2 separate regions of the Homo sapiens genome follow, and region 1 is linked to region 2. The links are chromatin contacts, found by Hi-C or POLR2A ChIA-PET in ENCODE. All regions are on one chromosome and are shown on one strand. The core of a region is the stretch at or near the end of the contact, and the rest is flanking DNA. Distances in the headings are between cores, read along the strand shown.

What was found. A loop is a pair of places that touch in the nucleus more often than their neighbours do. ChIA-PET counts read pairs that join two places held with the same protein, here RNA polymerase II (POLR2A). Pooled maps may share reads with other maps.
Region 1: a loop to region 2 is called in a map with no recorded cell type, with 4 times the contacts of the local background. The contact joins the enhancer-like site here to the promoter of P2RX1 in region 2. A Hi-C loop is called at or near these places in 10 of 37 single-sample maps with no recorded cell type and 5 of 50 pooled maps. POLR2A ChIA-PET finds 5 or more read pairs at or near these places in 1 of 52 experiments (OCI-LY7).

Annotation. Positions count from the first base shown.
Region 1 is chr17:4,393,927-4,399,682 of GRCh38, forward strand. No RefSeq gene overlaps it. Among named protein-coding and RNA genes, the nearest start is that of UBE2G1, 30 kb to the left of the region's middle. RefSeq lists enhancers at 1,768-2,538, 2,122-2,201, 2,539-3,308. Within about 2 kb of position 2,190, at least 6 of the 41 ENCODE cell types and tissues checked have a DNase peak (open chromatin) inside an H3K27ac peak, as active enhancers do; they include OCI-LY7, where a contact is called at or near this core.
Region 2 is chr17:3,911,549-3,917,884 of GRCh38, forward strand. P2RX1 (purinergic receptor P2X 1) reads right to left here and starts at 4,917. Exons shown (of 12, transcript NM_002558.4): 1 at 4,541-4,917. The coding sequence starts at 4,677. RefSeq lists enhancers at 106-175, 2,609-2,668, 2,739-2,808, 3,039-3,118, 4,021-4,090 and 1 more.

The DNA of each region.
Region 1 (5,756 bases), core at 940-3,439, 480 kb after region 2:
CTGGGATGAGTAACATTTATCTGGGGAGACTGGAAGAGGCATGTTTTACTCAGACATCCTGGTTTGTCCTGCTTTTCTCTCCCTGAGGGCTGGGACTTACCCTCCAATGCAAAACGGGCAGATTTGCAGCAGGGGAATGGCAAGATGAGACCTGCTTTTATTGGAACTGAGCTGGAACCGATGGGGAGTGGGGAGGAGGCTGCAGCAGGTGGGGAGAGTGAAAATGAGTGAGCCGAGCAGCCGGATGGACCCAGAGATCCTCAGAGGTGGCCCCACTGGGGACAATGGGGTGAGATAGAACCGAGGGAGAGAAGCAGACAGGTGACCCCCGGGAGCAGGGAGAGTTGGATGGTGGGTGAGTTGGAGGTTGTTTGTGGGATGGACAAAGGACATGAAGAAATGTTTGTTAGATGAATGTCCTCCCAGAGGCTAAAGGAATGGGGTAGTCACATGTCCAACCCAGGATGTGAATGTGGCCAGTCTGGCCACAGCAAGTTAAACTACCTCTGGGGTGTGTCCTGCTCCTGGCTTCCTGTAATCTGGTTCCTTGGAGGCTAATTAACACAGAGCTAGCTTTGCTCCAGGTTTCCCACCTTGGTGTAGCTCCTTCCATGCTGTCTCTTGGCTCAGGGATGGATGGGTTGGGGAGCGGGCTCCTGACTGATGGAGGGGGTAGTATGTAGGCTGGAGGCTGGAGAGCTGGGTCCAGCTAAGCCTAGCCCCCATCCAGGCTTCCAGAGTGTGTTTGCTGCTGGCTTGAGATCAGCAGGTAGTGAACCAGGCCAGGAGGTCATTGCCCTCTCCAGGCCTTGGTATTCTAGATCCTTCTCCTCCTTTGGCCCATCTTCCTTCCTTCCTTCCTTCTTTCCTTCCTTCCTTCCTTCCTTCCTTCCTTCCTTCCTTCCTTCCTTCCTTCCTTCCTGCCTTCCTTCCTTCCTTCCTTTTTTCTTTCTTTCTCTCTCTCTGTCTCTCTCTCTCTCTCTTTCTCTTTCTTTCTTTCTTTCTTTCTTTGAGACAGAGTCTCACACTGACACCCAGGCTGGAGTGCAGTAGCGCAATCTCAGCTCACTGTAACCTCCGCCTCTCAGGTTCAAAGGATTCTCCTGCCTCAGCCTCCCTGGCCCATGTTTATTCCAGTGGCTCTTGCCCTCTCTCTCCCACAGTTGCCAATCCCAAATGAAGATATCTCTCAGGGGCAGCAAGAACCCCCATTCTAAGCACTTTAACCTCTTTTCTTAGGATAGCCAGATAAAATACAGTAACACTCAGTTACCAGCCTGGACAACACGGCGAAACCCCATCTGTACCAAAAATTTTTAAAAAAGCAACAAGTAGCTGGGAATGGTGGCTTGCACCTGTAGTCCTACCTACTTGGGAGGCTGAGGTGGGAGGATCACCTGACCCCAGGAGGTCGAGGCTGCAGTGAACCATGATTACACCACTGCACTCTAGCCTGGGTGACAGGGTAAAACCCTGTCTCAAAAAGAAAAAAAGAAAGAAAGAGAAAAAGGACACTTAGTTAAATTTAATTTCAGATAAGGAATTATTATTATTATTATTGTTATTAGAAACAGAGTCTCGCTCTGTTGCCCAGGCTGGAGTGCAGTGGCACGATTGAGGCTCACTGCAACCTCTGCCTCCCGGGTTCAAGCAATTCTCGTTCCTCAGCCTCCCAAGTAGGTGGCAGTACAGATGTGCAGCACCACACCGGTCAATTTTGGTATTTTTAGTAGAGATAGGATTTTGCCATGTTTGCCAGGCTGGTCTCGAACTCCTGGCCTCAGGTGATCTGCCCGCCTTGGGCTCCCAAAGTGCTGGGATTACAGGCGTGAGCCATCACGCCCGACTAATTTTTCAGTATAAGTATATTCCAAATACTGCATGGGATATAATTATACAACAAAATTTAGCTGCTTATTTGAAATTCAAATTTAACCGTGTGCATGTATTTTTATTTGCGAAATCTGGCAGCCTTGCCCGTTCTTCCGTAGCAGTTCCAGACAGCCACGGCCACCTGGTCCTGGTCCTCGGGAGTACCGACACAACTGCCACCCTAAAGGGCACCAGGAACTCTACCTCCATCAGCTCGCAGATGGTCACCGTGGCAGCTGTCTCTAAGGAGGGTGTTCACTCCTCTTCCACAGATGACAAAACTGAGACTCCAAGAAGCCAAGTGACTTGTGTAAGGACAAACGGTAACCAAGGCGCAGGGGAAGCAGCCAGCCTTTGCCAGTCTGACTCCAAAGTTCAAGTTCTATGTACACCCCAGGTAGCTTGGCAAACCACCCACTTCTCGAACAGGAAGGCCTCAACCCTGCCGTTCACAAAGGAGGAAAAAGACAGTGTGTGCAGGCCCCCAGGCACAGGACAGACAAGATTCGGTGCTAGAATATTCAAAGTGATTTTGAAACCCAGCGCCTCTTAGTAATAACAATACCAGTTTCGGTCATTTGCATAACTTTCTACCGTTAACAAAAGGTATCCCCAGCAGTTAATTACAATGACAAAGAAGGCACAAGGAGGCCGGGGCGGTGGTTCACGCCTGTAATCCCAGCACTTTGGGAGGCCGAGGCAAGTGGATCACCTGAGGTTAGGAGCTCAGCCTGGCCAACATGGTGAAACCCCATCTCTACTAAAAGTACAAAAAATTAGCCGGGTGTGGTGGCACATGCCTGTAATCTCAGCTACTCGGGAGCTGAGGCAGGAGAATCGCTGCAATCCGGGAGGCGGAGGTTGCAGTGAGCTGAGATCGCGCCACTGCACTCCAGCCTGGGCAACAAGAGCGAGACTCCGTCTCAAAAAACAAAACAAAACAAACAAACAAAAAAAGAAGGCAGATGGGAGAGAGAATGGTCTGTAGGATCCCTCTGCAGACCCTGGGACGTTTCCTGTGCTCCCACTGGACATGGCTGGGGTGGGTGGGTGGGTGCTGGGCAGATCCTTCTGGGCCAACTTCCAGGAGCTTCTAGATGAGGGTCCTGAAGTCACAGGCTCTGAGCGTGGGTCTGGGCAGCGCACAGAGGGCTTGGGTCCCAGTGGCCAGTTCCAGCTCTGCCTGCAGGACCCCAGTGTTGGCGAACATGCCATCGGTTACAGTTCCTGACACCACCTGCTGGACTGGATTCCAGGCGGTGTAAACCAGTCTCTGCTCTCAGGGAGGGTCTGAAAGACGACGGATCCTTTGAGGGAGGGAACTGGGAGCCCAGGCCCTCAAGATGGGTTAGGAGTAAACTGGAGGGGAGGGGCTTGGGACACCTGCCGGGGGAGTCCAGGGTGGGGTAAGACGCTGGAGAAAATATGATCAAAATGAGACTTATGTAAATCAAATCTCGTTTGGTTGCAGATCTTTTACTGCTGTTTTGATCTGCCATTGGCAGAGACTGCTGACTACTTGGGCTTTTGAGTTTTTCTTCCCCTTTTTACGTGCCATGTGGGGCAGGGGGCGGGAGGAGGTGGGGTGCCCTTTAGGCCACCAGGTTTTGTTTTTGTTTTTTGAGACAGAGTCTCGCTCTGTTGCCCAGGCTGGAGTGCAATGGCGTGATCTTGGCTCACTGCAACCTCCACTTCCCGGGTTCAAGCGATTCTCTTGCCTCAGCCTCCTGAGTAGCTGGGACTACAGGTGCGTGCCACCATGCCCGGCTAATTTTTTTTGTGTGTGTGTGTTTTTAGTAGAGATGGGGTTTCACCGTGTTAGCCAGGATGGTCTCGAACTCCTGATCTTGTGATCCGCCCGCCTCGGCCTCCCAAAGTGCTGGGATTACAGGCGTGAGCCACCGTGCCCAGCCATTTTTCTTTTCTTTTCTTCCTTTTTCTTTTTCTTTCTTTTTTTTTTTTTTTTTGAGACAGGGTTTCACTCTGTCTCCCAGGCTGGAGTGCAGTGGCACGATCTCACCTCACTGCAACCTCCACCTCCCGGGTTCAAGCGATTCTCCTGCCTCAGCCTCTTGAGTAGCTGGGATTACAGACACCTGCCACCACACCCAGCTAATTTTTTATTTTTAGTAGAGACGGGGTTTCACCATATTGGTCAGGATGGTCTCGAACTTCTGACCTCAGGTCATCTGCCACCTCGGCCTCCCAAGGTGTGCTTACAGGCATGAGCCACCACACCCGGCCTTAGGCCATCAGGGTTTAAGGAGTGCCAGGAAACTGTTAAAGGAACCTTGGGGGATCTTTCAGAAATATTTAAAAAAAAGATGAGGCTGTGGATATGCCTCCCCACCCCTACCCTCTAGTTTCTTCATTGAAAATTTTAGTTTTTTTTCCTTGCCCAATTTTCTCTTGTGAGTGGCTCTCTCTAAAATTGTAGTTCTGGATGGGCAGGTGGCTCACGCCTGTAATCCCAGCACTTTGGGAGGCTGAGGCGGGTGGATCACTTGAGGTCAGGAGTTCAAGACCAGCCTGGCCCACATGGTGAAACCCCATCTCTACTAAAATACAAAAATTAGCTGGGTATGGTGGCTGGTGCCTGTAATCCCAGCTACTCGGGAGGCTGAGGCAGGAAAATCGCTTGAACCGGAGAGGTGAAGGTTGCAGTGAGCCAAGATTGCATCACTGCACTCCAGCCTGGGCAACAAGAGCAGACACTCCATCTCAAAATAAATAAATAAAATAATAATAATAATCATCAAAGTGTAGGTATGTGTCAGAGGTGGTGGGAAGAGAGGACGTGAGAAGATGTACTTATATGACCACAGATTAAAATTTTTTATTTCAAATTTGCTGCAAAGGGAGATAATGTTGGAAAAATCCAGTTCAGAGATTCCCACTGGATAGAAACATTTGATATGAAAAAAATATATTAGATAATCATTGTCAAACAGGATTTTTAAAATCTAAGTAAAGATCATTAGACTGTTTGCAAAATGGAAAGCTGGTTGTATAACTGCCCAAGGGGATCACCTTGCCCGCTGCCTAGACAGCCGATTCATCAAGACAGGGGAATTGCAACGGAGAAAGAGTAATTCACGCAAAGCTGGCTGTGCAAAGACCAGAGTTTTTTGTTTGTTTGTTTGTTTTTGTGACATAGTTTTTGCTCTTATTGCCCAGGCTGGAGTGCAATGGTGCAATCTCAGCTTACTGCAACCTCCACCTCCCGGGTTCAAGTGATTCTCCTGCCTCAGCCCTCCCGAGTAGCTGGGATTACAGACGTGCATCACCATGCTCGGCTAATTTTTTTTTTATTTTTAGTAGAGACAGGGTTTCACCATGTTGGTCAGGCCTGTCTCGAACTCCTGACCACAAGTGATCCACCCAATTCGGCCTCCCAAAGTGCTGGGACTACAGGCGTGAGCCACTGTGCCCAGCCTGTTTGCAGCAGTTTTGTTTAATAGCTCTAAACTGGAAATAGGATAATTGATAAATAAATTGTAGTATATTTGCTATGGTCTGAGTGTGTTCCCCAAAATTCATGAATTGGAAACTTTTTTGTTTTTGTTTTTGAGATGGAGTTTTACTCTTGTCATCCAGGCTAGAGTGCAATGGTGTGATCTTGGCTCACTGCAACCTCTGCCTCCCGGGTTCAAGAGATTCTCCTGTCTCAGCCTCCCAAGTAGCTGGGATTATAGGTGCCTGCCACCATGCCTGGCTAATTTTTGTATTTTTAGTACAGACAGGGTTTCACCATGTTGGCTAGGCTGGTCTTGAACTCCTGACCTCATGTGATCTGCCCACCTCGGCCTCCCAAAGTGTTGGGATTACAGGCATGAGCCACCACACCTGGTGAATTGGAAACTTAATCCTCAATGCAACAGTGT
Region 2 (6,336 bases), core at 3,667-6,166:
CCATCCCTGCGGCCTCTTCACAGCTGTCCTGCCTCCGGTCCCCACGCCCACCCCTGCCTGCTCCAGGCCCTCCCCTGCTAGACATCCTGTCTTGGCTCCCTTCTGCCTGCAGAAGAAATCCGGGCGCCTCAGCCTGGTGTTCAAAGGCCTTCGCCATCGCCCCTGCTCTCCCTTTCACAGCCTCTCCCTTGGGCTCCTTTTATGGCCCCTTCAGCCTAGTCCCAGTGACACCTTCTCTATTCCTCTCCGGCCCCAAGACCTTGGTTCACACTGTGTCCCGACAGGAGAGCCTGGAAGGGTGGGCACGCAACCAGGCTCCTCCAATCAGGGCATTCCGTTTCCTTGACTGCAATGATTGATTGGTTCTGGGGTGGGCACGGGACCCGACCCCGGCCAATAAGAATTGAACCTGAGACTTTTGCTGGAGCTCTGGAGAAGGAGCCACTCTTGTGCCTCGGGAGTGGCTAAACTGGTGAGATGTTAGCTTGGAGCTGCTGGTGGCCGTTTCACCACTGTGAAGACAGAGAACTTGCCTGAGAATGAAGCCTCCACAGAGGAAAGAAGAGCCAGGAAAGGGAGATAGGTCATGGGCAGCTTCTTTTGAGAACCAAGACTGGACCCGCAGGAATTCCTCATCCCCTCTCCCCTCTAAACCTTACTCCTCCTGTGTCTTCATCCTGGAGGATCCAGCCGGGCCTGAAACCCACACTGATTTTTCAGTTACATAAACCACCGGATACCCCCACCTTTCCTTTTATTTATATATTCATTTATTTGTTTGTTTTTTTATTTTTTTTTTTGAGACGGAGTCTCACCCTGTTGCCCAGGCTGGAGTGCAGTGGTGCGATCTCGGCTCACTGCCATCTCCGCCCCCCAAGTTCAATCGATTCTCCTGCTTCAGCCTCCCGAGTAGCTGGGATTACAGGCGTGCGCCACCACACCCAGCTAATTTTTGTATTTTTAGTAGAGATGGGTTTTCACCATGTTGGCTAGGCTGGTCTCAAACTCCTGACCTCAAGTGATCCACCCGCCTTAGCCTCCCAGAGTGCTGGGATTACAGGCGTGAGCCAACGCACCCGGCCCACCCTTCCTTTTAAATCTGTTTGATTAGACTTTTCTCACAGGAACCAAAGGAGTCTGGCTAATTCACCCTCAGTTCCTCCCTCTCCCTCTCTCCATTCCATGTCCCACCTCTGTTCCCCGGCACAGCACCAGGCATGGAGAAGATGCTGCAGAAACGGTCCCTGGATGTGTTTCTCCCCCCAATAATTTCTATCCATCCTTCTCCCTGATTGGTGCACTCTGATCTCCACTTGGAGATCTCAGAACATGTGATTTCAAGAGGTCTGTGTGGAGGCGCAGGGGATGAGTGAGGACTTAGTTGAGAAGAGACCCAGAGGGACTGGAGAGAAAGCTGAGAGCAGGCCAGCCCAGCCCACAGCCCCCAGGTCTTTGCTTATGGCTGGTTCCATCAGTGTGTCACCTCCTCCAGGAAGGCCTCCCTGGCTTCCTCCCCACTGCCTGTACACCACCAGGGACAGAGAGCTCATCAGCTCTTCGGGGAGAGCTCTAACTGAGACCATCTTTTTTTTTTTTTTTTTGAGATGGAGTCTCACTCTGTCACTCAGGCTGGAGTGCAATGGGGCAATCTCAGCTCCACTCTGCCTCCAGGGTTCAAGTGATTCTGCTGCCTCAGCCTCCCAAGTAGCTGGGATTACAGGCGTGCACCACCACACCCAGCTAATTTTTTCTATTTTTAGTAGAGACGGGGTTTCACCATGTTGGCCAGGCTGATCTCAAACTCCTGACCTCAGGTGATCCTCCCACCTCAGCCTCCCAAAGTGTTGGGATGACAGGCATGAGCCACTGTGCCCAGCCTTAACTGAGACCATCTTAACTGGATCTGAGAGGGTCAGCTCAGCTCAGCCTTCTGGTCTCAGGCCCACTCACTGCCTGCACTTGCCCAGGATCTCCTGGAGGAGCATGACTGGCGGAGACCATGGCCTCGGTTTTCCTCCTGAGTCTGTGTTCTTGGCTTCTCAGCCTCCCTGCTCAGCCTCAGTAACTCTGTCCATCTCTGAGTCTCGGGACCTCCCACCCTTCGTCTGAGTTGTGCTCTGGCGTTTGTCCCTCTGTCCAGGTCTGTCTCTGTGTCCACCCATCCCCCACCCAGGCTTTGCCCTGTGTCTGGGACACGGGGGCCTGGCTCTTCTCTCATGCTCCTTTCCATCCCCTGGCAGTGCCCACAGGATCAGACATGAAAGCAAAGCCCTCCTCAGGAAACAGCAAAGTGCTGAGCTGAGTGCACTCTTGGGGGGGGTGGTCCCCTGCAACCCGTGCCCCACGGGCCGGTTAGGAAGCTGAGTCCGGAGATGCCAAGACCAAGTCCAGGCTGGGTCAGGGGTTCGGTTTGCCGCTGTGGGTTCCTGGCTGAGAGGTCAGTGCAGTACTGAGCAGTGGCCAGACGAGGGCGCAAGAGACAGCAGGCACCACAGCCTGAGCAGGAGCTGGAAGCCTGGGCCTGCAGCCCTGGGGGTTGCTGGTGATGACGGACTCTGCCTTCCTTCCACCCTCTGCTGTGTGACGTGGGCAGGCCAGTGCCCTCTCTCTGAGGAGGTTGCCTTTCCAGAATATCAAGGCTGACTTTGGAGCCATGCAGGTGGGTTCAAATCCTGGTTAGTCTCTTACTAAGCTGTGAGATCCTGGCTAATCCCTGTGGTCCTGAGCCCCACAGACACCGAGAAGGGCCACATCCATTTGGAAACTGATTAGACAGTCTTGGGAGGGAAGACAGGCAGGAGGACGGTAGTGAGGTCCCCGTCACTGGAGGTATAGGTTCCCGGCTGGGCAGCAGCTTGGGGCATAGGCTACGGCTGGGAATGGGTGGGTCCCTCCAACGCTGACAGCCTGTGACACACACAGAGGAGGGACCTGGTGCCCCTCACACCTGCAGATCTGAAAGCAGAACTAGGGAGCCGCAGGGGCAGAGAGAGGACAGCCTTCCCCCAGCCTCTTCCAGCAAGGGTAGGCTGGGCCTGCGCAGACAGCCTCTCCCAGGGACGGTCAGGAGTGATACTAAGGGTGGACTTCCGGCCCGTCCTGTACCTGGCATCCCACCATCAGTGCCCAGTAGAAAGGATCCACAGCCCCTTGTGATGGTGAGGAAGGAGAAGGCACAGCAGAGGCCTGGGGGTCAGGAGGGCTCAGCTGCAACCCTGGGTTTGCTGCTGACTTGCTGTGGACCTGGAAACCCCACTGCCCCTCTCTGGGCCTCAGTTTCCCTCACAAGCTCAGACATCACAGATGTCAAATTAGTTTCTGAACAAGAGAGAGGAGAGGTCAAGGCTGGGGTCTGGCCCTGGGTCCACCTGGCCGGCTCTGAGGTTCTGGGGACTGGTGGGACAGAAGGAGGGCTCTTTTGGACGCCAGAAGTTTCCGGGGGACTAGGACTTCATGGTCCTTGTTTGGGCCCTGGGTCAGCCTGCCCTGGACTCCATTTAGCAGTTCTGGTTCGGAACCATGGTAAAAATGGGGAGGGTAGAGCTCTCAGAATCACACGGCAAAGGCAGGCAGGGGCTACTGGGCACCCCTAGGACCCCAGCAGGGGCTGAGCCCCCTCCAGTGGCCCTGGGGCCTCCAGGAGACCTCTGCAGAGTCACTGTGAGTGGACAAGATGCACCACACACAGGGGACACACACTGGCCACCCAGACACTTGGCCACAGGGCAGACATGGGCACAGCCATATGTACACATAAGGGTACCCACATGTGGGCACTCAGCACCAGGGACACACACCCAGACACATATAGGCACAGAGCTCCATATGCACACTCACAAGTGTGCCAGCCTCTGCCAGGCCTGTCTTGGCTCCCGAGACAACCATACTGCAGGAGCGTCCCACGCTGCCTCTGATTCTGCACTCCCAGCCCGGTGGGACAGGTCCGGAGATGCCCAGAAAGGAACTATCATCCCTGGGACCAGAACCAATCTCTGTCCTCCGCCTGACATGCCAACATGAAGGCACCAGGTATTCAGAATGTGAGAGTTTCTCTGCTCCGGGGGCCTCAAACGTCCCTGGATGTCCCTTGCTCAGGCAGGGAAGCTGGCAGCAGAGTCTGTCTCTCTCTAACTTGTCATATGGGGTGACGGGTGTGGGGTATGGCCTCTGTGTGTCAGTGGCGGCCTGGTTTGGCAGGCGGTCAGAGGTCGAGGACTCAGTGGCTGTGGTTGGTGGTGCCCTGGCCCTGAACACCACTAACCACTCAAAGGAACCATAACACTGAGCCGGCTCCTCAGAACCCAGAGACTCTGCCTCCTGTTCACCGAAGGCCCCCGGGCAGGGCTTCCCCTCCGGCCTCGTCCCCATCTCAACAGCGAGTTGGCAGGATTTTCTATTCTCGCACAGTGGCTTGCCAGGAAGGCCTTCCCCTGGATGGAGAGGAAGAGGGGCTCGCTGGTGTCACGCAAGGGATGTCAGAGTCTGGAGGACAGGCCCGGGGTAGGGGCTGGTGCAGGCAGCGGGAGGCGCCCGGACTCACCCGATGACGTAGACCAGGACCACCAGCTGGATCAGTCGGAAGATAACGCCCACCTTCTTATTACGCACCAGCACCATGCGGGGGGTGTCATACTCGAAGAGGAAGGCGGCCAGCTCCTCCTGGAACCGCCGTGCCATGGTGGGCCGGCTGGGGCTCAGAACTGAGCCCCCTGCACGGCCTCTGCTCTCAGGGTGAGCCGGGTGCCACCACCCACGTCGATGGTAGAGCTTCTGGGGGCTTCCTGGCCCCTTAGGAAGAGCAGGGCGGTGCAGGTGGAGCCAGAGGACAGGAGCCAGAGGTCAGCTGGAGGCACTTGGGTTGGAGAGAGAATCCCTGGGTGATCAGAGCAGCTCTTGGCCCCTGGAAGGCAACAGACTGCAGGCCAGCCTCGCCCATGGACAAATAAATTCCCAAAGATAGATGGGGCGGGGCTGGTGGGGCCACCCAGGCCCAGCCCCACTGCCCCTCCTGGCTCTGCGTGGGCCTTGTTGGGCCTCCGGAAACAGGAGTTGTTGGCAGGAAACCACAGGCCACCCGTCACAGGGGCAAAGATAAAGCTCTCAGTCGACTCCTCAAGTTATCCTCCCCCCAAAACCTGGCAAGATGGAGCTCTGGCCAGGGCCTGGGGGAAGCTGGAGTCTCCTCAGATTAGGGGACTCCCCGCGACTCCCCTCCACTGCCAAAATGAGACCTCCATCCCCAGCCCCATCCACCACCCTCCACCCTCCCCCACCAGGGTTGGCTGCTTCGTCCCTGGGGGTCTGCAGCGAGCAAGGCAGAGAGGAAGGAGGCTCTGAGTTCCAGCCTGGCCTGTGCCCGGTCAACCTCGGTGCTGAGCTGGCATCTCTATCCCCCAGCTCTCCTCTCCCACTGTCTGTCCTGCCGGGGCCACCATCAGAGGGAGAGAGGTGGCAGGTGCCCAGCCAAGACCAGCACCACATCCGTCACCAGTGCCATGGGGGGCCCAAGACCAGCCGAGAGAGCCTGACCTCGGAGATCCCTGGCTCTGCCACTTCTTGGCTGTGGGGGCTGGGTGTCACCTTGCCTCTCCGAGCCTGCTTCCTCATCTGTAAATTGGGGTAATAAGGGCTGTTCCTTCTAGGTCGAGGCTCACAGGGGATGGGTCTCAGCAACACGGGACAGAGAACTGGAGGCCACCATTGAGTCTGGGGCACAGCACCTCTGCAGTCCCTGCCTTCCCTTCCCACCCCCAGCTCGGGCCCTGAACACAGGGGTTTGGGGTGGGCAGAGGGTCCCACGTTGGCTCCTCAGAGCTGGAGGCCTCCCCAGCCCCACCCCTCGTTTTGAAGATGAGAAAACCAAGCTCAGAGAAGAGAAATGAGTTGCCCAAGCTCACCCGGGGTGGTACTGGAGGTTCAAGCTGGAAGCAGGGGCCTCCCTGGCGAGCCCCCACGGCCCTGTCGTCGGAGCCGCCCCACCCTTAAGGCTGATAAGGAGTCTTCTTGCTGGCGAGCCATGAGCTGGAAGTGCTCTGGGCAGGGAGCCAGGCCCTGGGGCTGGGAATCCCGGCAGCCTGTCTGAATGGGGGTCACCCACAGAGGGCTGCCCATGGCCCCTTCCAGCACCCAGGTCAGTCTCTCCTTGTCAAGTAGATCAGCCTCACCCCTCGCGGAGTTTCTGCTAATCCAGTGGGTGTCATGGGCTTTTCTAAAGAAAATCCAGAGATGCTGGGAGCCAGAACTGTGGTGGCCACGTCTCCCCTTGGCCTGACCTTGACCCTAGACAGTTCCTTTCCCAGCTGCCCCTGTGGCCATTGGAATGGGAGGCACCAGGAC